Linked DNA regions of Mus musculus: region 1 is linked to region 2. Evidence: chromatin loops called from intact Hi-C (ENCODE). Cell type or tissue: gastrocnemius. All regions are shown on one strand. Each heading gives the region's core, and the rest is flanking DNA. Links, peaks and the distances in the headings are about the cores only. Region 1 overlaps Slc9a7 (solute carrier family 9 (sodium/hydrogen exchanger), member 7). Region 2 has its middle 29 kb from the start of Rp2.

Region 1 (10,799 bases), core at 2,041-7,040, 170 kb after region 2:
GTGGAGGTAAGCTGGATGCTTGTGTCTAGCCTTCTTCTCTATCCTTTCCAGCTGATGGAAGCCAGGGATATGGGTAACCATAGTGAGGTACACAGATCAGCTCCTACAGGAAAGCCATTATCTGGTCCCAAACACCAGTAAAACTAAAGTTGAGAAACCATGCTCTAGCAGTAAATCACAGTGTGTATGCTCTGGGTATGCTTGGGGGTGCCAAGAACCCTTTCACGGGCCACCAGGCCAAAAGTGATTTCATAATAACATCAATACGTTATTTGTCCCTTTTACTCTCTTCTTTCCCATGTGTACAGTGGGATTTTCTAGAGGTTGTGCAAGAAAATGATATCTGTCCCTTAGATATAGAAACAACTGTGAGAAGCATCTGCCTTCTGTTAATCTAAGAGTTTGAAGGGATTTATAAAAATGTAGACCAATGCCTTCCTTTCTGATTTTATTTTATAAAGTGTAGTTTTTATTAAAATATTTCATGTTAGTGCATAAAAGGTCATTGTTATTTTAAATGCACAAATACTTATTTTTCTGCTTTAGTCAATACAATAAATATCAGCATTGGGAGCATAGGCTCTAGAATATAAAAGAGTTTAGAGGTTAAAAATTGGAGAACTACTAATTCAGAGAACAGTTGATTCTTAAGAGCTTCAGAAATATAAAAACTGACAGAAGTATAATTATGGACTAAGCATGGGGATTCATATCTGTAATCTCAACAATCAAGGAAGTGAGGCAGGAGGATTGTGAGTCCCAGGCCAGCCTGAGCTATATAAGAGACCCTTTCTTAGTTCTTTACCCCCTAACAAGTATAATTACAGCTATTTGCATGGGCAAAGCCTTGATCACAGTCTTCTCTGTTCCCTGACTTGGTGCTGGGTTTTGGGATCATAGAGGTCAAAAAATACGATAGAATTGTCTTTAAACATTTGCCAACCCACAAAAGAGACAAATTATATAAGTGCTTCCTCCAGTTCTATAGAACATATTTTTGATGTATGGCGGGAGTAGGACAGACAGTAGTGTACTCAGGTGCAGGCATCTTCAGTCTCAATGACCACATCAAACCTCATCTGGGTTTACCTCCCATCAGACAAATCATCTGTCTTTGATTCATTTGCTGGCTACCAAGTCACCTTGTCCCACTTAATATATAAAATAGCTTCTAAAAATCTGGAGCCAGTGGTTTAAGAGCAGAAACCAAAACTAATTTCTGTGCTTTGGGCATGCATTTCAGTGACTGTGCTGGCAATCTTTAACGAACTACATGCAGATGTGGATCTTTATGCTCTTCTGTTTGGAGAGAGTGTCCTGAATGATGCAGTTGCCATTGTACTATCCTCGTAAGTAACTATTTTTGTAGGGTTGGGGGAGGAGGCAGGTGGGCTAATGTTTCTGGCTCTGTCCCTCAGCAGCATTCAGGATGCTGACACCAGCATAGCATGGTGGCTGCAGCTTAAATTAAATGTATTTTCTCTGGTCAGTGCTTGGCAGACCATGTTTATTGATATTTTCAGTTACAGAGAGTCTATCTTCCAGGAATACAGTTTAAGACTGCTAGTGAATGCTTGAAATCATGGATGATAATGAACCCTGTTTATGATATTCCCACATATACATGCATATATACATATATAAAAACAAATACATACCTATGATAAACTTCAGTGTATAAATTAGACAAATGGAAAGTTAGCAATAACTAATAATAAAGTAGAACAATTATAATAATGTGTTTTAATTGTTAAAAGTTGTGCTTAATTGTATTTTCATCTTTTTACTTATATGTGACACTTTATGGTTTCTCTTTGTCAGATCCAAAATGTCAGCAACACTACTCTTTCTCTTTGGAAGCATTACCAAGTAAAATAAAGGTTGTTTGTACATAAGTGCTGCAGTCTGATAACCTCAACACATTGTTTCTAAGGAACTAATAGTCAAGTAGCATATACTGTAGGAATATATTCACAAAGTAATGATTCAAGTCATGGGCAGATTCAGCCAGATGATTTGAGGTTTCATTATGCGATTGAGAAGAGTATACAATTTAGAACTTATAAATAGTTTATTTCTGGAATTTCCTACTTGATATTCTTAGACTGAGGTGACCTTGGGGAACTAGAACTATGGAAACTAAAATAGTCAAGGAGGGTGGGGGTGGGGCCTGCTCACTGTTCCGTGTTGTAAAACCAGTGTGGTCTTTTAAAAAAAAAACTAACTCTCTCTCTCTCTCTCTCTCTCTCTCTCTCTCTCTCTCTCTCTCTCTCTTTCCTCTACAGGTCTATTGTTGCCTATCAACCAGCAGGACTAAACACTCATGCGTTTGATGCTGCTGCCTTTTTTAAGTCAGTTGGCATTTTCCTAGGTATATTTAGTGGCTCTTTTACCATGGGAGCTGTAACTGGTGTTGTTACTGCTCTAATATCCTTTTTAAAAAAATGTTTTGGCCCCTGCCTTGCTACACATATATATTAGGTTTGCAAAGAGCAAGTTCTCAGTTCCTGCTTTCAGATCAGAATCTTAGATTGATCGTTCTCTTGAGACGTGGTACTACCGATAAGATGGGTCATGCGTAGTGATTGAGCCCCCAAGTAAGAATCTGAGAAAAACCTCTAGGAAATTGGACTCTCCGAGTTATAGAAAAATTGGTAGTGAAATGGGGGAGGGTATTGGGGTGTACATGATCAAAGTACATTGTTAGCATGTATGAAATTGTTAAAGGATAAGTAAAATAAATTCTGTCCAAAGAGAATGCGAGGAAGGATGGAAAATGCAATCAAACATATATACAATGAAACATAATATACCAAATAAAAATTTAAAGATGGGGAATTTAACTCTCTTTGTCCTTACCTCTGCTGCTTCTCCCCCTTTCTTATAACGCAGTTGGGACGTCAATCATAGGGCTGAAGAGAGTGAGGAATCCAGAGGAGGCTTATAATCAGTGGCCACTAGTTGGACAGCACTTTAGCCTGGTGCTGTCTGCTGTTCAGGTAGCCATAACTAGCCTGGAGCCATTGATGGGAATTACTAGACTTCCTATTGTACAGTCCATTGCAAAAAAGATGGTATGATATTTAGTTTCAAACAAGCAAACAAAAGGAGAAAAACATGGAAAGAGTTGGCAGTTCCTTTACATATGTGCTGAATCTTCTATCACAATACCCTCTTTGATTGGCATTACTAATGAGTGTAATACATAAGATATCCATTTTACATGCAGCCAGTAATGATGTGGAAAAATTATTAGTGAAATTTTAGTTATTTTGTTTTTGTTCTAGTCTTTGAGACATGTGTCTTTTGCTCTTTGTAAAATCTCAGGTATACCTAACTAACTACATTTTAAGTGTTGAGAAACCACAAGTAGCCAGTAGTTTCTATGTCAGTAGCACAAATTAAGATAGGTTTGTTTAAAGACCCTGGTACTGAGGGTTTAATTGCTCAGTGAACTTATTTGTGACTTGGTTTTACACACACACACATATTAGTTTGCAAAGAGCAAGTTCTCAGTTCCTGCTTTCAGATCAGAATCTTAGATTGATCGTTCTTTTGATGGTGTACTGAATGGCAGTAGGAGAAGGGAGATCCCTGGTGTTCTTAAAAGTAGACCCCAGCACCTCATTGTTGTCTCAGAAGTTACAGACTTCTTCTCTTTTGTCCCATACCTGGATCAGGTCTTAATGATCCATGGGGATCAGAGCCTGACGAGTCTGTCTTCCCAGGCCTGCCTAAGGCCTTCCAGCTCTATGAGGACTAACCTGTCAAGTCAAACCTGTAGCAACATATTTACTCATAGCATCATAATAATTCATGTACTATCCAACCCACCCATTTAGGGTACATAATTCTATTTCTTTGAATTCCTTACTTTACTAAGTTTAAAAACACAATATATAGTAAAAATTGCTTCAGTACACAATTTAGTTATTAAGTACAGGAGCCAGCAAGATGGCACAATAGTTATGGGCTTTTGCCACCAAGCCTAATGACTTGAGCTTGATCCCTGGAGCCTATGTGGTGAAAGAAAACTACTTCCTACAAGATATCCTCTGACCTTTACATGCTTGCTTAGCACGAACATGTGTATCACACACACACACACACGTGAACTGTTTCACACTAAATTCCCTGTATTGTCTAGGCATTCCTGCTACCTGTTCCAAGAATGCTATTCCTCATCTCAGACAGGCCCTCTGTGCCAATTCAACAGGAATTCTGCACTCTGGCTCTGGTCCTGGTAACCTGTATTCTACTGGAAGGTTTCTTTAATTTGTATGGTAGAGGAATGATCAAATATAGGACCTCTAATGTGATAGGCAAGTGCTTACAATTCATCTACAGTACCAGTAACCAGAAAGCTTAATTTTTAATTTATGTTACTTCAAAATTGAGCCGGGTGTGGTTGTGTCACCTTTAATCCTAGCACTTGGAAGGTAGAGGCCAGTGGATCTCTGTGAGTTTAAGGCCAATCTGATATGCACAGTGAGTTCCAGGCCAGCCAAGGCTACACAGAAAAACCCTGTCTCAAAAAGAAAGGAAGGAAATAAATAAATAAACAAGCAAGCAAACAAATTAATAAATATCTGGTCAGGGATGTGTGGCCCAATGGTGGATGGAGTACTAGCATAGCATATTTTGGGCTCTTAAGTTCCATCCCAACATTGTAACATTTAAAATAAGAGATAAGACCCTCCAAGGATGTATAGGGAATGGCTGGCCCTCAGAGAGGGGGCTCTCAGACTAAAAGAATAGGGATCTCAAGTGTCCCTGCTGCCCCTGCCCAGAGCTGCTGTCCTTAACCTGGTGCTGACGTGACCAAGTTTACTAAGCTGCACTGCTTCCCCCTGCTGGAGACAGCGCTTTTTTTCCTGATGTCCTGGAGTACCTTTCTCCTGGCGGAAGCCTGTGGGTTTACAGGTAGGTTTACTGCTGGGCTGCAGCAGGGCCTGTAAGAGAGGGAGGGAGAGAGGAAAAGAGGGAGGAGCAGATGAAAGGCGGTAGGGGGAGGGAGGGAAGGAGGATTGGAGTTAGGCAAGTCTCGCATGCCATGGATTTTCATGTCAGTAGATTTTTTTGGTCTCGTCTTTCCCATTGACGTTTAGAAACTCTTTTTGACAGGTGTTGTAGCTGTCCTTTTCTGTGGGATTACACAAGCTCATTACACATATAACAACCTGTCAGTAGAATCTCGAAGTCGAAGCAAGCAGGTAAGAGTGGTCCTTGAGCCCGCTGGGCTGCCAAGTAGCTGGACAGGAGGAATGCAGCCAGGAATGCAGTGTTCACAGCCTCCCTTTTCCTTCTTCCTGCAGCTTTTTGAGGTGTTACACTTCCTGGCAGAGAACTTCATCTTTTCCTACATGGGCCTGGCACTGTTCACCTTCCAGAAACACGTTTTCAGCCCCATTTTCATCATCGGTGCTTTTGTATCCTTTTCCTATTTGACATTGTAGACAGAAGTGACCTCTGCTGGGAAAGGCATGCAACTACTAAGAGGATTCTGACTCTGATTAGAATGGGTAGCTGGGTCCGTTCTAGTTCAGTGTATTTGTAGTGGGGTAGGGAGTGGGGGTGGGAAGCTTCCTAAAGCTGAATATATTTGATTTCTAGGGCTGTCTTTTTTTTTCTGGCATTCTCTGTTCTAAGCTAGTGTTTGTTGGGCAGTCATTTGTTTTGTAGAGTTCTGTCCTGATTAGATCTAAAAGTCAATAACCATGCCAGACCCCAGAATTATTGTAGATATGCTATTGTCGCTATTGTCATGTCAGCTGTAACAGAGTCAGTTCCCTGGTTCTAGTGATTAGAAGGTTCCACTCTTCTTGCTCTCAGCTGCAGATTCTAGCTTGGGTAGCCCCAACCCATGCTGCCTTTGTGTGTGTGTAGACAGTGTCCATACTTTCAGCTAAGCTGCCCTGCCCCTTAGATTATGCTGGGAGAGACTTCTTTGTTTTTTCTAAAACAGGAAGGAAGAGAGGTTTGAAAGAAGGAAGAGATGAGGAAAAAAGAACAGATAAAAAACTGATAGAATTGAAGGGGAGGAGGAAGGAATGAGAAAGAGGATGAGAAGAAAAGATAAAACTTCTTTGACGTCAACCCTTGGGGATGTAATATTTCAGAAGTGGGGCATTTTGGGTGCTTGGGTTAGATAGGAGGGAGGGATGTGAGTGCCCTGGAGTGGCTCAGCAGCTGATGGCTTTGCTCACATGGTCTTAGATACCATTGTACTATTGTCACTGAAGTCACTTTTCTGGGGCAGGATTTTTAAGATCTGTTCCTATTGATTTTTTACATTTATTTATTTATTTATTTAGCCTTTTCAAGGCCTCATGGGAATCCTTAACTCTTCTAGAAAGAATGTTTTTTTTCTTCTGGGAATTTGGTTTCATGTGCAAGAGTGTAGGGCTGCCCCTCCTTAGCTGCTAGATAGTGACAGTGCCAGAATCCTAGTTAGGATCTTACTGAGTGGCTTCACATAGTCACTAAAAAACAGCTTAATTTCCGTGGGATTGGCTTTCCTTCACTAAGACTTGGCATGTTGCTTTGATTTGTATTTCCTGCATGGCATCCTGGAAGAGATAGTGGGAGGAGGGCCTTGTTTACAGATCAGGGCCTCTTGGCTGGGTGAGCCACATCCTCTGCGAGTCCAAAAAGGCTTCTGACCACTTGAGGCTTTTTCTTTCACCTCTGAGTAGAATGTGCTTTACAAGCACTGTCATTTCCTTTTGTTAACAACAAAATCAAACAAGGAAAGGAGAAAGAAAAAACAAAAAAGGCAGAAAAACACTTTGCACTTTACCCTGGAGGAAGTAGAAGATAGTTTGTCCCTGGCTTCTGTCTGAGACAGCTGTGGCTCCTGCAGCTGGTGCATTGCTGGACGGAAGCTCTGTTTGCTGGCTCCTGTCTGAGTTTCCTTCTCTGACCAGGGGATTGGGCAGCTCTCTCTGTTGGGTGCTGTTTAAACTTGGCAAGGAAAAGATGACCAGTTTCCCTGAATTCTTTGCTTTTCACAGCAGAACCCCTTTTTCTTATTCATCCTTTTCTACATTTTACACTCCCAAGGAGCAGTAAAGCTACATAAGCAGAGAACTCTCTCTGCGTTAATTTGTATGAGAGAATGTCTGTTTGTGGTAAGAATACGCAGTTTCTTCACTTCTAATTTTCCTGAGCTCCCTGGGCCTTGAACTCCCTGATGTTTGCTTGCAAATGAAGCTTGTTGGCTCTTTCCCAGCAAACTTTCTACAGTTCGAATCTAGGCTTACTTTTCTTTCTTGCCATTCTCTTTTAAATAGAGCCCAACATAGTGTGTGCTTCATTTAGCCCATGCTCCTGCTATCATACTTTAGATTATTTCTGGGCTCATTTTTTTGAGAAATTGAGGAATCTGCCAATACCAGTTCAGTTTAGTTCAAAAGTTACAATGTGTTTATAAGCTTGAAATTAATGAACTAAGAAGTAGAAAAGTTGACCAAATGACTCCCATTTTGTTGCTGAGGGATTGTTGTAGGGGGAAATCAAGCTTCTCTGAGTAGCTGCTCAAATTTTATGGTCAATCAGAGTGTTTTGAAGTGTCGTTCTGGAAATGTGTTGGCTCCTTATCACCTGGTGGTCAGGTTGCCATCTTCCTGGGAAGAGCTGCACATATCTACCCACTCTCCTTCTTCCTCAACTTGGGCAGAAGGCATAAGATTGGCTGGAATTTTCAACACATGATGATGTTTTCAGGTAAATATATATACATACATGTATATATAAAGAAAATACATTTTATTTAGCCAACAGTGATATGATTAAAATATAATCAACTGGGCTTGGTAGCACATATGTATAATCGCAGACTAGGAAGGGGGAGGTAAAAGGATCAGGAGTTCAAACATGCTTAGGTAAATATTAAATTTGAGGTCAGCCTGTGCTATATAAGACCCTGTCTCAAAAACCCTGCTACAGGTCAACCTGTCTTTTCACTATTCAGTGAGGTACTCTCTCCTTTGCTAAGAAAAATAACACCCTGTTTTCCACAAGTGTGCATCGGATATATTCATACTCAGCCAGCATTTCTGTTGACGGGATAGAAGACGTAGAGAGCTCGTTATTATGCATGTTTCTCTTTCTTTCATCTCACTAGCAAGAGAACCATTTAAATAGTAATAGTAGCCAGTGTTCTAGAATGTGCTGTACAAAATGGTGCTTTTTTTCTCATACTGGAAATTCTGTGAAAGCCAGCTGCAAAGAAGATTGCGCACTTCTAAGGCGATTCTCTCTGGGTTAGACATCCTGGCTCCCAGAGCATGTGGCTAGAACTTTTACCCCCACATGTGACAATTAATTTTGAGGAGTTGTTGCCATGTCCTCACATCACCAGAAGACCTTCCTGTTTGGTTGCCACAGGCCTGAGAGGAGCGATGGCATTTGCACTGGCTATCCGTGACACGGCATCGTATGCCCGCCAGATGATGTTCACAACCACACTGCTCATTGTCTTCTTCACTGTGTGGGTCATTGGTGGAGGCACGACACCCATGTTGTCATGGCTCAATATAAGGTCAGTTTATAACCAAATCAATCTTGTGTCTGAATGTGTCAGTTGTCACTATCCTTGAGAATGTTCAGTGTGCCATGCAGGCTGTACTGGTGAAAGGTTTTCATTCTTTTGGCTTAAGCAATGTGTGTGTGTGTGTTTGAGAGTGTATTTTTTTAAATTAAAATTTGAAGTATGGAGATTTTACAGGATACAAAATTTCATTGAATTCTAAAAAAAGAAAACAATCAAAATAGTCAGCACACACAGGAAATTAGGATGAGCTGGCTCTGACCAGGACAGTGACTTTTGTAGAACAGTTCAAAGTCTTAAAGCTACAGGAAAAAAGGAACAGACATGTAGCCCTGGTGATGTTTCCTGTCTCTTTGTGGTGGAAGCTGGGCCCAGAAGTAGAAGCTCCCTAGCCAGACATTAAAAGACTCAAGTAGAGTTCCCCCCTCCTTAGGAATTTGTACACCATGCCTCTCCTTGCTTCTGGGAGAGAGAGAGAGAGAGAGAGAGAGAGAGAGAGAGAGAGAGAGAGAGAGAGAGAGAGAGAGTAAGAGTGAGTTAGTTTTCTATGTAACCCTCATCTATCATAGCCTTGTGACATCTTTTGTATGTGGTTTTGTCAGGACAGAAGGATGTTGACCAGTTTCTTTCTTTTTCTTTTTTCTTGACCCTCCTGCTTCTACTTCCCAACCACTAGGATTAGAGGCAACTGTCCCCATACCCAGACTCAGGAAATTTTTTTATGAAGGGTGTTTGACTTCTATATTGTGATCTATAGCACCATATAGTCAAAAAGTCACTGACTGAAACAGGAGTCCAGAGACCCACAGCCCAACAATGACTGATCTCTGATCTCTCATGTGTTTGAGGTCCAATTTTCCTCAACGTGAAATGAAGCCTTATGCCAGAGTACAGCCAGGGTTCCCCACATCCAAGTGTTAACTCTGCCTCTGCATTCTGTGTTGCTGAATGTACTCTGGCCACCTGTTGTAGTTTTACCTTTGCACAGGGTGACTATGACCCTTCAACCAGGCATTGGGAAATGAAAATGCCTGAAGAGTCACTCTCTAAAAAGCCACAAGGTGGCGATATATATCTTTCTGTGTTGGTGTTCAGCTTGTTTTCTCTCCTCTGCCAAAGACACTTGAAGCTCCTATATACTGCCAAGGAGAAAAACAGGATTTGAGAGAATAGCTGTTTCCATCTGAGCTGGAAAGGATTAGTGACGATAGGCAGGGATTCCTGGGTTTGGCTATTGCCAGTTATGCCATTTTTGTGCTAGTGTGTCTCAGCTTGCAAATCAAGGCAAGGGCGTCTTGGTGACAATCAGTATCCTCACTAATGCTTTCATTGCACGTGCCGTTTGCATTTCCATGTTAATATATTGGTTCTCACAACATCCCCATAGTGGAGATAATATGGTCTCTGCCCCGGTTGTAGAGTCTTGAGAGGATGAGGCAGGATTGGAATCCGAGAAGTCTTACCATGGCTTGTACACAGTATTGTCCATCAATAAGAGGGGTGTGGTGCTAAAAATTGCTTTCCTCATAACATTTGGAGTGCTTAGAAATTCAACTTCCTAGCTTTGATACTATGGGTTGGATTAAGGAACACAGTCCACCATCCAGTGGAAAAAGACAGCATTTTCAACAAATGGTGCTGGCACAACTGGCAGTTATCATGCAGAAGAATGCGAATTGATCCATTCCTATATCCTTGTACTAAGGTCAAATCTAAGTGGATCAAGGAACTCCACATAAAACCAGAGACACTGAAACTTATAGAGGAGAAAGTGGGGGAAAGCCTCAAAGATATGGGCACAGGGGAAAAATTCCTGAACAGAACAGCAATGGCTTGTGCTGTAAGATCGAGAATTGACAAATGGGACCTCATAAAATTGCAAAGTTTCTGTAAGGCAAAAGACACCATCAATAAGACAAAAAGGCCACCAACAGATTGGGAAAGGATTTTTACCTATCCTAAATCAGATAGGGGACTAATATCCAATATATATAAAGAACTCAAGAAGGTGGACTCCAGAAAATCAAATAACACCATTAAAAAATGGGGCTGAGAGCTAAACAAAAAATTCTCACCTGAGGAATACCGAATGGCTGAAAAGCACCTGAAAAACTGTTCAGCATCCTTAATCATCAGGGAAATGCAAATCAAAACAACCCTGAGATTCCACCTCACACCAGTCACAATGGCTAAGATCAAAAATTCAGGTGACAGCAGATGCTGGCGTGGATGTGGAGAAAGAGAAACA
Region 2 (10,799 bases), core at 1,990-6,989:
GAGAAGCAAATAGCAACTTGGAGGCCAGTTTAGGTTGTACTGAGACTTGAAAAAAAACCTGAAAACAGAGAGAGGGAGAGAGAGAGAGAGACAGAGAGAGAGAGAGAGAGAGAGAGAGAGAGAGAGAGAGAGAGAGAGAACACAGGGTAGGGGAAGTGGCATGTCATTACTTAGATGAGAGGTTATATAGCCTGAATTGGATTATTGTTCTGAAACTGGATGGTGAGCTTATTAAAAACACAGACTCCTGGGCTGAAGAAATGACTGTGGTTAAGAGTGTATATTTGTTATTCCAGAGGACTTGTGTTCAGTACCAAGTACCTACATCAGATGCCTGTAACTCCAGTTCCAGTAACCCAATACCCATTGTTGGCCTCCTTAGGTACCTGCACATATGTGACATCTGCCCCCATAAATAAAAACAAATCGGGCTGGAGAGATGGCTCAGCGGTTAAGAGCACTGACTGCTCTTCCTAAGATCCTGAGTTCAATTCCCAGCAACCACATGGTGGCTCACAACCATCTGTAATAGGTCTGATGCCCTCTTCTGGTATGTCTAAAAACAACTACAATGTACTCATATAAATATAATAAATAAATCTTAAAAAAAGGAAAAAATAAATCTTTAAAAACATATACATATTTCTGGGGCTGGAGAGAGGGTTCAGAGGTTGAGAGCATTGGCTGCTCTTCCAGAGGTCCTGAGTTCAAATCCCAGAAACCACATGGTGGCTCACAACCATCTGTAACGTGATCCAATTCCCTCCTATGGTGTGTCTCAAGACAGTTACAGTGTACTCACATACATGAAATAAATAAAACAAGTCTTTAAAAACAAAGAAAAGTATAGTGAATGGATGGAATCTACTGTATGATAAAAATGCTACAAACACCATTTAGTTGCTCTCAATAAGAAATTCACTTATTTAAAAAAAATCCAAATTCTGGAATTGTCCAGAAAATTTTAACAGGTTTATTTATAATTGTTATAAATTTGAACTGTTGAAATGTGTTTACCGAAATATTTTGCTTGCATTAATGCTTTACATTTTGCATTTATATTAAAAATGTACACACAAGTGAATGTGGAGAAACTGCCAATACCTGATTCTGTCCCCTATGCTTCCACTCGCAGTCATATACTTAGGTACCTTTGACCCCTTGGGAAAAATATCTAATGTTCAGAACTACTGATAACAGGAAGAAGAGGAAAATTTTTTTTTGAGAATGAAATGTTTCCCCTCATAGTGGACTCTTAAGAATGTTCTCCACATATGCAGCGTGTTAGCTGGAAATTTTTTTGGCGTAATTGTTACACATTTGGCATGGATAGCACACAGGTTGGTATCTTCAAAAAGGCCAACCAGATAGGCCTCACTTGCCTTCCACAAAGCACCAATAGCTGCACTCTGGAAGCGCAGATCTGTTTTGAAGTCCTGAACAATTTCTTGCACCAGATGCTGAAAGGGGAGCTTGCTAATCAGAAGTTCAGTGGACTTCTGATAGCTTCTGATTTCATGGAGTGCTACAGTACCAGGCCCGTAACGATGAGGTTTCTTCACCCCTCCAGTAGAGGATGCCCTTTTGCGAGCGGCTTTTGTAGGCAGTTCTTTCCTGGATGCTTTACCACCGTTGGATTTGTGTGCAGTCTGCTTTGTAAGAGCCATGGTATGGGCATCTCCTTACCCTCACGTCGCCTTCAGCTGGAGCTCAGCAAATGAGAGGTGGTGCTGGAATTAGAGAGCTGCGGCAGTGCTGTGAAGGCTGCAAACACAACTGAAAGTGAGGTTAACATGTAGAAATTTCATTTTCTTGTTTGAATCAGATTGCTGAAGTGAGTCCCAAGAACCTGTAATCACAGACAAATTAATGTTTTGAGCTTCACTTTCCTTCTATGTAAAGTGAGGATATGTTGATGAAAAGAAACAGTGTGTGGTACAGCAGAGTAAATCACGAGTAAGGTACCCATGAGATGGCTCAGCAAGTAAAGGTGTTTGCTACCTAGACTGATGAGTTCAATTTCCAGGACCCATCTGGTACCAGGATTCCTACAAATTTTCTTCTGACCTCCACACGTGCACAGGCACACCCATGTGCACATACACAATGAGTAAACAGATAAATATGACTTAGAAATTAATACTAAGGTAATAATCTAGGGTTAAAATATTTTGTGATATTGAATTTAATTAATAATTGTTTTATTTTATTAAGATCTGATGCAATTTTTGAGATGCTTTACATTGATTCAGTCTACTGGCATTTGTTTGAGGACTAACATATATTAATGAGAATTATTTAGCAATTTCATCACCAGAGTTCTGTAAGAACAATAAATATGGCCTAGCATGATGGCACATGGCTTTTAATTCCAGCATTCTGGAGGTGGAGGGAGAAGCATTTCTGTGAGTTCAAGGCCAGCCTGGTCTATATAGTGAGGTCCAGAACAGCCAGGGCTACATACAGAGACACTAACTGAGGAATATCGAATGGCCGAGAAGCACCTAAAGAAACGTTCAACATCCTTAGTCATCGGGGAAATGCAAATCAAAACAACCCTGAGATCCCACCTCACACCAATCAGAATGGCTAAGATTAAATACTCAGATGTTGGTGAGGATGTAGAGAAAGAAGAACAAACACTCTTCCATCGTTGGTGGAATTGCAAGATGGTACAACCATTCTGGAAATCAGTCTGGCGGTTCCTCAGAAAATTGAACATAGTATTATCTAGTTATACCACTCCTGGGCATATACCCAAGAGATTCTCCAACATATAACAAGGACTCAGGCTCCACTATGTTCATAGCAGCCTTATTTATAATAGTCAGAAGCTGAAAGCAACCCAGATGTTCCTAAATAGAGGAACAGATACAGAAAATGTGGTATATTTACACAATGGAGTACTACTCAGTTATTAAAAACAATGAATCTATGAAATTATTAGACAAATGGATGGAACTAGAAAATATCCTGAGTGAGGTAACCCAATCACAAAAGAACACACATGATATGCACTCACTGATACGTGGATATAATCCCAGAAACTTAGAATACCCAAGATACAATTTGCAAAACACATGAAACTCAAGAAGAAGGAAGACCACAGTATGGACCCTTTAGTCCTTTTTAGAAGGGGGATCAAAATACCCATGGGAGGAGATACAGAGACAATGTTTGGAGCAGAAACGGAAGGAAAGGCCATCCAGTGACTTTCCTACCTGGGGTTCCATCCCATATACAGTCACCAAACCCAGACACTATTGCATATGCCAACAAGTGCTTGCTGACAGGAGCCTGATATAACTGTCTCCTGAGAGGCCCTGCCAGAGCCTTACAAATACAGAGGCAGATGTTCGCAGCCAACCATTGGACTGAGTGCGGGGTCCCCAATGGAGGAGTTAGGGAAAGGACTGAAGGAGCTGAAGGGGTTTGCAGCCCCATAGGAGGAACAACCATATGAACTAACCCGTACCCTCAGAGCTCCCAGGGACTAAGCCACCAACCAAGGAGTACACATGGCTCCAGCTGCATATGTAGCAGAGGATGAGCTTGTCAGGAATCAATGAGAGGAGAGGCCCTTGGTCCTATGAATGCTCAATAGATGCCCCATTATAGGGGAATTGAGGGTGGGGAGGTGGGATTGGGTGGGTGGGTGGAGGACCATCTCCATAGAAGCAGGGGGAGGAGGGGTGGGATAGGATTTTTTTTTGGGGGGGGGACAGGAAAAGTGAATAACATTTAAAATGTAAATAAAGAAAATATCCAATACAAATAAAAACAAAGCAAAAGAACAACAAAGACATTCACCTGACATTGCATGGGTTGATTTGCCTGTTTTTTTCCATATGCAAGTACTAAACATATGCTGATGTTTTTGTGGTGCTGGGATGCAACCTCATACATGCTAAGCAAGGGCTGTCACTTTGACCTGTTTCTTTTGGCCTGTGTGGTAGCACAGTAAATCTTAATGGGAGTGCATGGTAGATGGTGACTGAGAAGCAAAATAGACGCACAAGAGGTGGCTGGAATCTCTTTCATAGGCACACCCACAATGACCTAACTTCCTCTGAGAAAGCCACATTCCTTAAAGGTTCTACCGTGCCCTAAGAGCACCACAGACTGTTGACCATGCCTTTAATAAATGGCTTATAGGGGACATTACAAATCCAAACCATAATATCTTCAAGTCCCCAAATCTATTTTTTTTCTGAGACAGGGTTTATCTGTGTCCTGGAACTCACTCTGTAGACCAGTCTGGCCTTGAACTCAGAAATCGAACTCAGGCCTGCCTCTGCCTCCCAAGTGCTGGGATTAAAGGCATGTGCCACCACTGCCCTGCCTCAAATCTATTTTTTAAAAATAAGGTTTCACTATGTAGTCCTTGCTGGCCTGGAATTTGCTATGTAAATCAAGCTGGCCTCAGCTACTGAGAGTGGTGTCACCCATGGGTGTGTGATCAGAAAGCAGGCTGAACAAAGCCATGGGAAACATGTTAGTAAGCAGCACCCCTCCATGGCCTTTGCTTCAGTTCCTGCCTCTAGGTACCTCACCCTCTTGAGTTCCTGCCTTGGTTTCCCTGAGAATGGACTGTGACTGGTGCCTGCGAGCCCAATAAACCCTCTTTTCCTCTCCAAGTTGTTATTGGTCATGGTCTTTATCATAGCAAAAGAAATCAAACTAGGAAGATTATTCATCTGGACTATAACATGACTGCTCTCAGAAAGCTTTTGAGAAGTAATGTATATAGTGAGACCCTTACCATTTTGCAAATTGAAGTGTCCAAGTACAGAGTGGATTTTTTTTTCTTTATCTTCTGCCAAGTCTGATGAGAATCTCTGTGACTCACACATGGGTTTTCTAAAAGATCTTCTTTTAAAAACAGGAGAGTGAAGATATTGTAAGGAAAAATTTAATTACACAGTGGAATGTCACATTCTGTAATGGAAATGTCACTAAGGTCAGAAGCATTAAAATGAGAAGGATTTCCTTTGAATAGAAAACAATCCCATTGGTGTTTGTGGCCAGCAGGTGGCAGGAGGGAGCCATATCAGAGGAATTTAAAGCTCCAAGCCTGGCTGTAACCTGGGGCTGTGGGCTTAAGAACCAGTATCTGGAAGGTTGATAGAGAATATAGTTCGTTTCTTGGCAAGAATAAAAACGACAGGGTCCTTTAGAAGCTTAGAATGAGAGCTCAATGTGTAAAACCAAGGGCTCAGGAGTTGGAGTGATTGGCAGGTAGCAGGGGTGTGTGGAAGATTAAGCTGGGAAGGGTGTTAGAAGAGTGAAGCCATGCCCAAGGCAAGGAGGAAGGCACAGGACAAGGAGAGAAGGTGGGGCTTATGTTGTGACACTCAAATAACAGTACAGAGTAGGAAGTAGATCAGAAGGGGTGGAGGCCATTGCTTTCTGGATGGGTTGCTGGTGGCACTGATTTTTAAAGTCTAAGGATAAGTGAAAGTGACATAAATGTCCATGAACATTTGCTCATATGCATAATATGTAGTATATTCATATAATGATACTTTAGTTGCCTTAATGGGGAAGGGAATTCTGGACACTTGCTATAACATGCATGTATGCTGAAGATAGTATCTTTTTAATTAGTTATTTTATTTATTAATATCCCAAATGTTACCCCCATCCTATCCCCCCTCCCCTTCACCTCTGATAGAGTCCCCCCGCCCCCCCCCCCCCCCCGTATCCTCCTATCCTGGTGCATCAAGTCCCTACAGGATTAAGCGCATCCTCTCCCACTGAGGCCAGACAAGGCAATCTTCTGCTACATATAAGTGTGTGGGGGAGGGAGGTTGGTGGCTCAGAACGGCATGTGTATGTTCTTTGGTTTGTGGCTCAGTCTCTGTGAGCTCCCAGGGGTCCAGGTTAGTTGACACTGTTGGTCTTCCTGTGGAGTTGCCATCCACTTTAAGGCTTTCAATCTTTCCCCTAACCCTTCCAATAGGGGCCCTGACCTCTGTATAATACTTGGCTGTGAGTACCTGTATTTCTGTCAGTCAGCTGTTGGTAGAGCCTCTCAGAGGATAGGCATGCTAGAGTAGTTAAATTCGTAGAGAAAAAGATAGAATTGTGGTTGATGGTGATTATAGGGCAGGAGAATGGGAAATTAATTTTAAGTAAGTGCAGAATATGTGGGTTTTTTATGATCAAAAAGTTCTAGAGATGGATGATGGTGATAGTTGCACAATCATGTGAATATATTCAATATGACTCAACTCTGTAGTTAAATGCTCATCACTATGAACGCTATGCCAGACACATTTCTCCAATATTTAGGGATTTTTTTCCTAAGTATATTGCATCTGTTCTGTTCGTTAAGGCAGTATAAGCCATTCTAGGGAATGTGTTGGTACAGGATATGAGTCCAAGTTAGGATAAAACTAATAGAAATACCTCACATTTGGATGGTACATTGCAATTTACATAGCTCCCTTGTGGAAATTCATTACCTTTTGAGATTCTCTTAACTAGCGTATGGAATGAAAGGGTTGTCTGTGGTAGAGGTGGATAAAGTATGTGAAGACTTGGTAGAAAGGTGGGAGGTGCCTGGGATAACAAGGGCAGATGCTGGGTGGCTGGAAGAGAAAAGGATGAACCTGGGGCTCATCATCTACTTGATCCATTTGTTTCCCCTTGGAAGTGGTAGGTAGCTCTCAATTTTTTTTTTTTTTTACTGTTTTGGGCCCCATCTTTATTAACTTTCATTCAAATAAGCAATATTGTCTTATAATGAAAGGCTCCCCTCTTTAAAATCTGACCCTGTCCCTTTCTAATTACATGAGTGTAGGCAGTTACTTCTGTTCCCTGTCTTTAGCTTTCTATCTGAGGATAACAGTTCCTGTCCTATTTCTTAGCTTTGTGACACAGGAGGATGATGCTATTGACTGACAGAAATGGCAGGGACTGCCACTGAGCTTTCTCTCCCTTCATCTTGTCTTGCCCCATCATTTTAAAAAATTTGTTTTTAATTAGCACACGCAGTATTAGATTTCATTACGTTGTCATACTATTTTTGATAAGATTCCCAATATCACAAAATAGAAAGAGACATCATTTACAATACACAGGTTTCATGTTTAGCAAATCAGAATCAGGTTAGGAGAACGGATTGCCTGAAGTGTGGAGCCAGCTGTTCTACAAAGTCCTTCAACCTTGAGGGATATTTTTGGAAACTGGTCTCCAACTACTTCCCTAAGTATCTGGTTACTTTAAATGTCTAGAATGACATTACGAATAATAAAGTGCGCATTTTCATTATCTTAGCCTGTGGAATTTGAGCCGTATTGAATATCAGGGAAATTTGGCTTTAGACTTTTCCAGAAGCGTTACTTATTACCAGGCACATCCTGACCTGTGGAGAGGTCGGTGGTTTTCCCTCCTCTTTCCTGTCGTTGAGCTCTTCTAATTAAAAGCTAAAGTGGAAGTCCTTACTTCTGCTTGTTAACAATATAAATTCTATCAGCTGTCACAAAAAGAAATGAACTTCTTTCATTTGGGTTTCTTAAACACCAATACATATGCACTGCTCTTTGGAGAGAATCTAGAAATATTATCTGCGGGGAGATTATCTTCCTTCAAAAAAGTTTTTAGCTTTAAAAGTTATTTACCTAAGATTACTTGATATGCTTCCTGACTCATATAACTGGGTGAACTTGTATCCTGAGTTTGGCCAATACAAAAGTAAACAAAAACTTGATGCCAACTAGATGAAATTGCAAAACATTCACAAAGTATTTCGGCTCAGAAAGCATGTCGAGTGACTAACTTGCCACTTTCTTAGACCTGTCTTCACTCTTGGACTCCATTTGTCACATACTTGCATCTTGAAAAACCATACAGTGGATTTTAAAAATGATACTTGAAATCTCGAAAAGTCTCTTGTCAAATCTCCATATGGGAGGATTTCTTTGAGCTATTTCCAGGTTCCTGCAGAGCCAGAGAATGCCTGAGAGCATACTCTGCAAGTGTGCACAGATGGTCTTGAGCATTTAGCACACTCAGCTCTGTAGCCTGTGTATTCTGCTTACTATTGCTCAGAAACAAATTACCTCCAAGCTTAGTGACTTCCAATAACCATTTTACTGTTCCCATGAATTTTGTGGCTCAGGAATTCAGACAGAGCACAGTGGGAGTCATTAACTTCTGCTTCACAATGTGTGCAGCTAGGAAGATTTGGTGGCTGTGGTGACTCAATGCCTGGGGAATCAAATCTTGATAAGTCATTATTCACGTGTCTGGCTGTTAGCTTTGTATACTGTTAGCTGGGCACTTTGATGAGATGTCCTCTATGTGACCTGCCCTGCCCCACATCATGGTGGCCTCAAATTACTTGGACTTTCTTTATACTGAGTCAGGACCTCAAAGTTTAGAATCCTTACAAACATTTCTCTACTAGGTATTTTGAAATGGTGACGAAGCCAGTGACCACTATATGTTGTATGATCATGTTAAGATGTCACACTATTTCTGTTCTAGTTGGCTCTACTGCTGTGATCAAACACCAGGAGTAAAATCAACCTGGGAGGAAAGAGTTTATTTGGTTTGTACTTCCATACCACAGTCTATTCTCAGGGAAAGATGAGGCAGACACTCAATCAGGGCAGCAACGTGGAGGCAGGAACTGAAGCAAATACTAAAGAAGAATGTTGTGTACTGGCTTGCTCCTCACTTGGTCATGGGTGACACTCACTATGGTGGGCTGGACCCTTCCACATGAATCACTTTAAAAAAATTCTTCCTCTTCCTCTTCCTCCTCCTCCTCCTCTTCCTCCTCCTCCTCCTCCTCCTCCTCCCCCCTCCTCCTCCTCCTCCTCCTCCTCCTCCTCCTCCTCCTCCTCCTCCTCCTCCTCCTCCTACTCCTCCTCCTCCTCCTCCTCCTTCTTCTTCTTCTTCTTTCTTTGTATAGCTGTGGCTGTCTTGGAACACACTCTGTAGACCAGACTGGCCTCAAACTCAGAGATCCATCTGCCTCTGCCTCTGCCTCTGCCTCTGCCTCTGCCTCTGCCTCTGCCTCTGCCTCTGCCTCTGCCTCTGCCTCTGCCTCTGCCTCTGCCTCTGCCTCTGCCTCTGCCTCTGCCTCTGCCTCTGCCTCTGCCTCTGCCTCTGCCTCTGCCTCTGCCTCCTGGGTTTTGGAACCAAAGAAGTGTGCCACCACAGCCCACAGGCCATGCTTCTCAAGGGAAGAAGAATCAAAAGATTTGGGAGCCATAATACAGTTGTGGTTGTGATTGTTTAACTTAGCCATTGGTCAACTGTTCCCACTTCTAAGAAGGATTGAAGTATCCACACTTTGGTTTTCCTTCTTGAGTTTCATGTGTTTTGCAAACTGTATCTTGGGGACTCTGAGCTTCTGAGCTAATATCCACTTATCAGTGAGTGCATATCATGTGTGTTCTTTTGTCTTTTTTTTCAATTTTTTATTAGATATTTTCTTCATTTACATTTCTTTTTTATGTATTTGTAAACCTTTATTAGAAATCCCACTGGATCAGGAAATTAATAGGTGGTTATTTACTTATTCTCTAGGAGTTAAAAATTACTCATGGCAATTTTTTTGGTGGCAAATATCAAAATCTTTAATTTTTTTGTTCACCTTTCACACTGATAACATCCCACATCTCTCTTCTTCCCCCAGTCCTAATCTTTTTTTTTAATTTATTTTTTAAATTAGGTATTGTCTTCATTTACATTTCAAATGCCATCCCAAAAGTCTGCTATACCCTCCCCCTGCCCTGCTCCCCTACCCACCCACTCCAACTTCTTGGCCCTTGCATTCCCCTGTACTGGGGCATATAAAGTTTGCAAGGCCAAGGGGCCTCTCTTCCCAATGATGGCTAACTAGGCAATCTTCTGCTACATATGCAGCTAGAGACACAGCTCTGGGGGGCACAGGTTAGTTCATATTATTGTTCCACCTATAGGGTTGCAGACCCCTTCAGCTCCTTGGGTGCTTTCTCTAGCTCCTCCATTGGGGGCTCTGTGTTCCATCCTATAGATGACTGTGAGCATCCACTTCTGTATTTTCCAGGCACTGGCATAGCCTCACAAGAGACAGCTATGTCAGGGTCCTTTCAGCAAAATCTTGCTGGCATATGCAATAGTGTCTGCGTTTGGTGGCTGATTAAGGGATGGATCCCTGGATGGGGCAGTCTCTGGATAGTCCATACTTTCGTCTTAGCTCCAAATTTTGTTTCTGTAACTCCTTCCATGGGTATTTTGTTCCTCAATCTAAGGAGGGATGAAGTATTCAGACTTTGGTCTTCCTTCTTCTTGAGTTTCATGTGTTTTTCAAATTGTATCTTGGGTATTCTAAGTTTCTGGGCTAATATTTACTTATCAGTGAGTGCATATCATGTGAGTTCTTTTGTGATTAGGTTACCTCACTCAGGATGATACCCTCCAGATCCATCCATTTGCCTGAGAATTTCATAAATTCATTCTTTTTAATAGCTGAGTAGTACTCCATTGTGTAAATGTACCACATTTTCTGTATCCATTCCTCTGTTGAGGGACATCTGGGTTCTTTCCAGCTTCTGGCAGCTATGAACATAGTGGAGCATGTGTCCTTCTTACCAGTTGGAATATCTTCTGGATATATTCCCAGGAGAGGTATTGCTGGATCCTATGGTAGTATTATGTCGAATTTTCTGAGGAACCGCCAGACTGATTTCCAGAGTAGTTGTACAAGCTTGCAATTCCACCAACAATGGAGGAATTTTTGATCTTAGCCATTCTGACTGGTGTGAGGTGGAATCTCAGGGTTGTTTTGATTTGCATTTCCC

The links. Peaks named below come from ENCODE experiments on the same cell type or tissue, not always from the same donor. Only the 100,000 strongest peaks of a DNase experiment are listed, where the experiment ranks them.
Region 1: a loop joins it to region 2, with 8 times the contacts of the local background. A loop is called at or near these places in 29 of 42 quality-filtered maps.

Annotation. Positions count from the first base shown.
Region 1 is chrX:20,156,558-20,167,356 of GRCm38, reverse strand. Slc9a7 (solute carrier family 9 (sodium/hydrogen exchanger), member 7) reads left to right here. Exons shown (of 17, transcript NM_177353.4): 6 at 1,244-1,349; 7 at 2,286-2,427; 8 at 4,818-4,923; 9 at 5,125-5,213; 10 at 5,316-5,429; 11 at 7,614-7,725; 12 at 8,389-8,542. Among named protein-coding and RNA genes, the nearest start is that of Chst7, 100 kb to the right of the region's middle. In gastrocnemius, for the core only: CTCF peaks have their summits at 4,849 (motif pointing left) and 5,478 (motif pointing left); a DNase peak (open chromatin) is centred at 4,862; H3K27ac peaks cover 401 bases.
Region 2 is chrX:20,330,168-20,340,966 of GRCm38, reverse strand. No RefSeq gene overlaps it. Among named protein-coding and RNA genes, the nearest start is that of Rp2, 29 kb to the left of the region's middle. In gastrocnemius, for the core only: a CTCF peak has its summit at 5,028 (motif pointing right); a DNase peak (open chromatin) is centred at 5,042.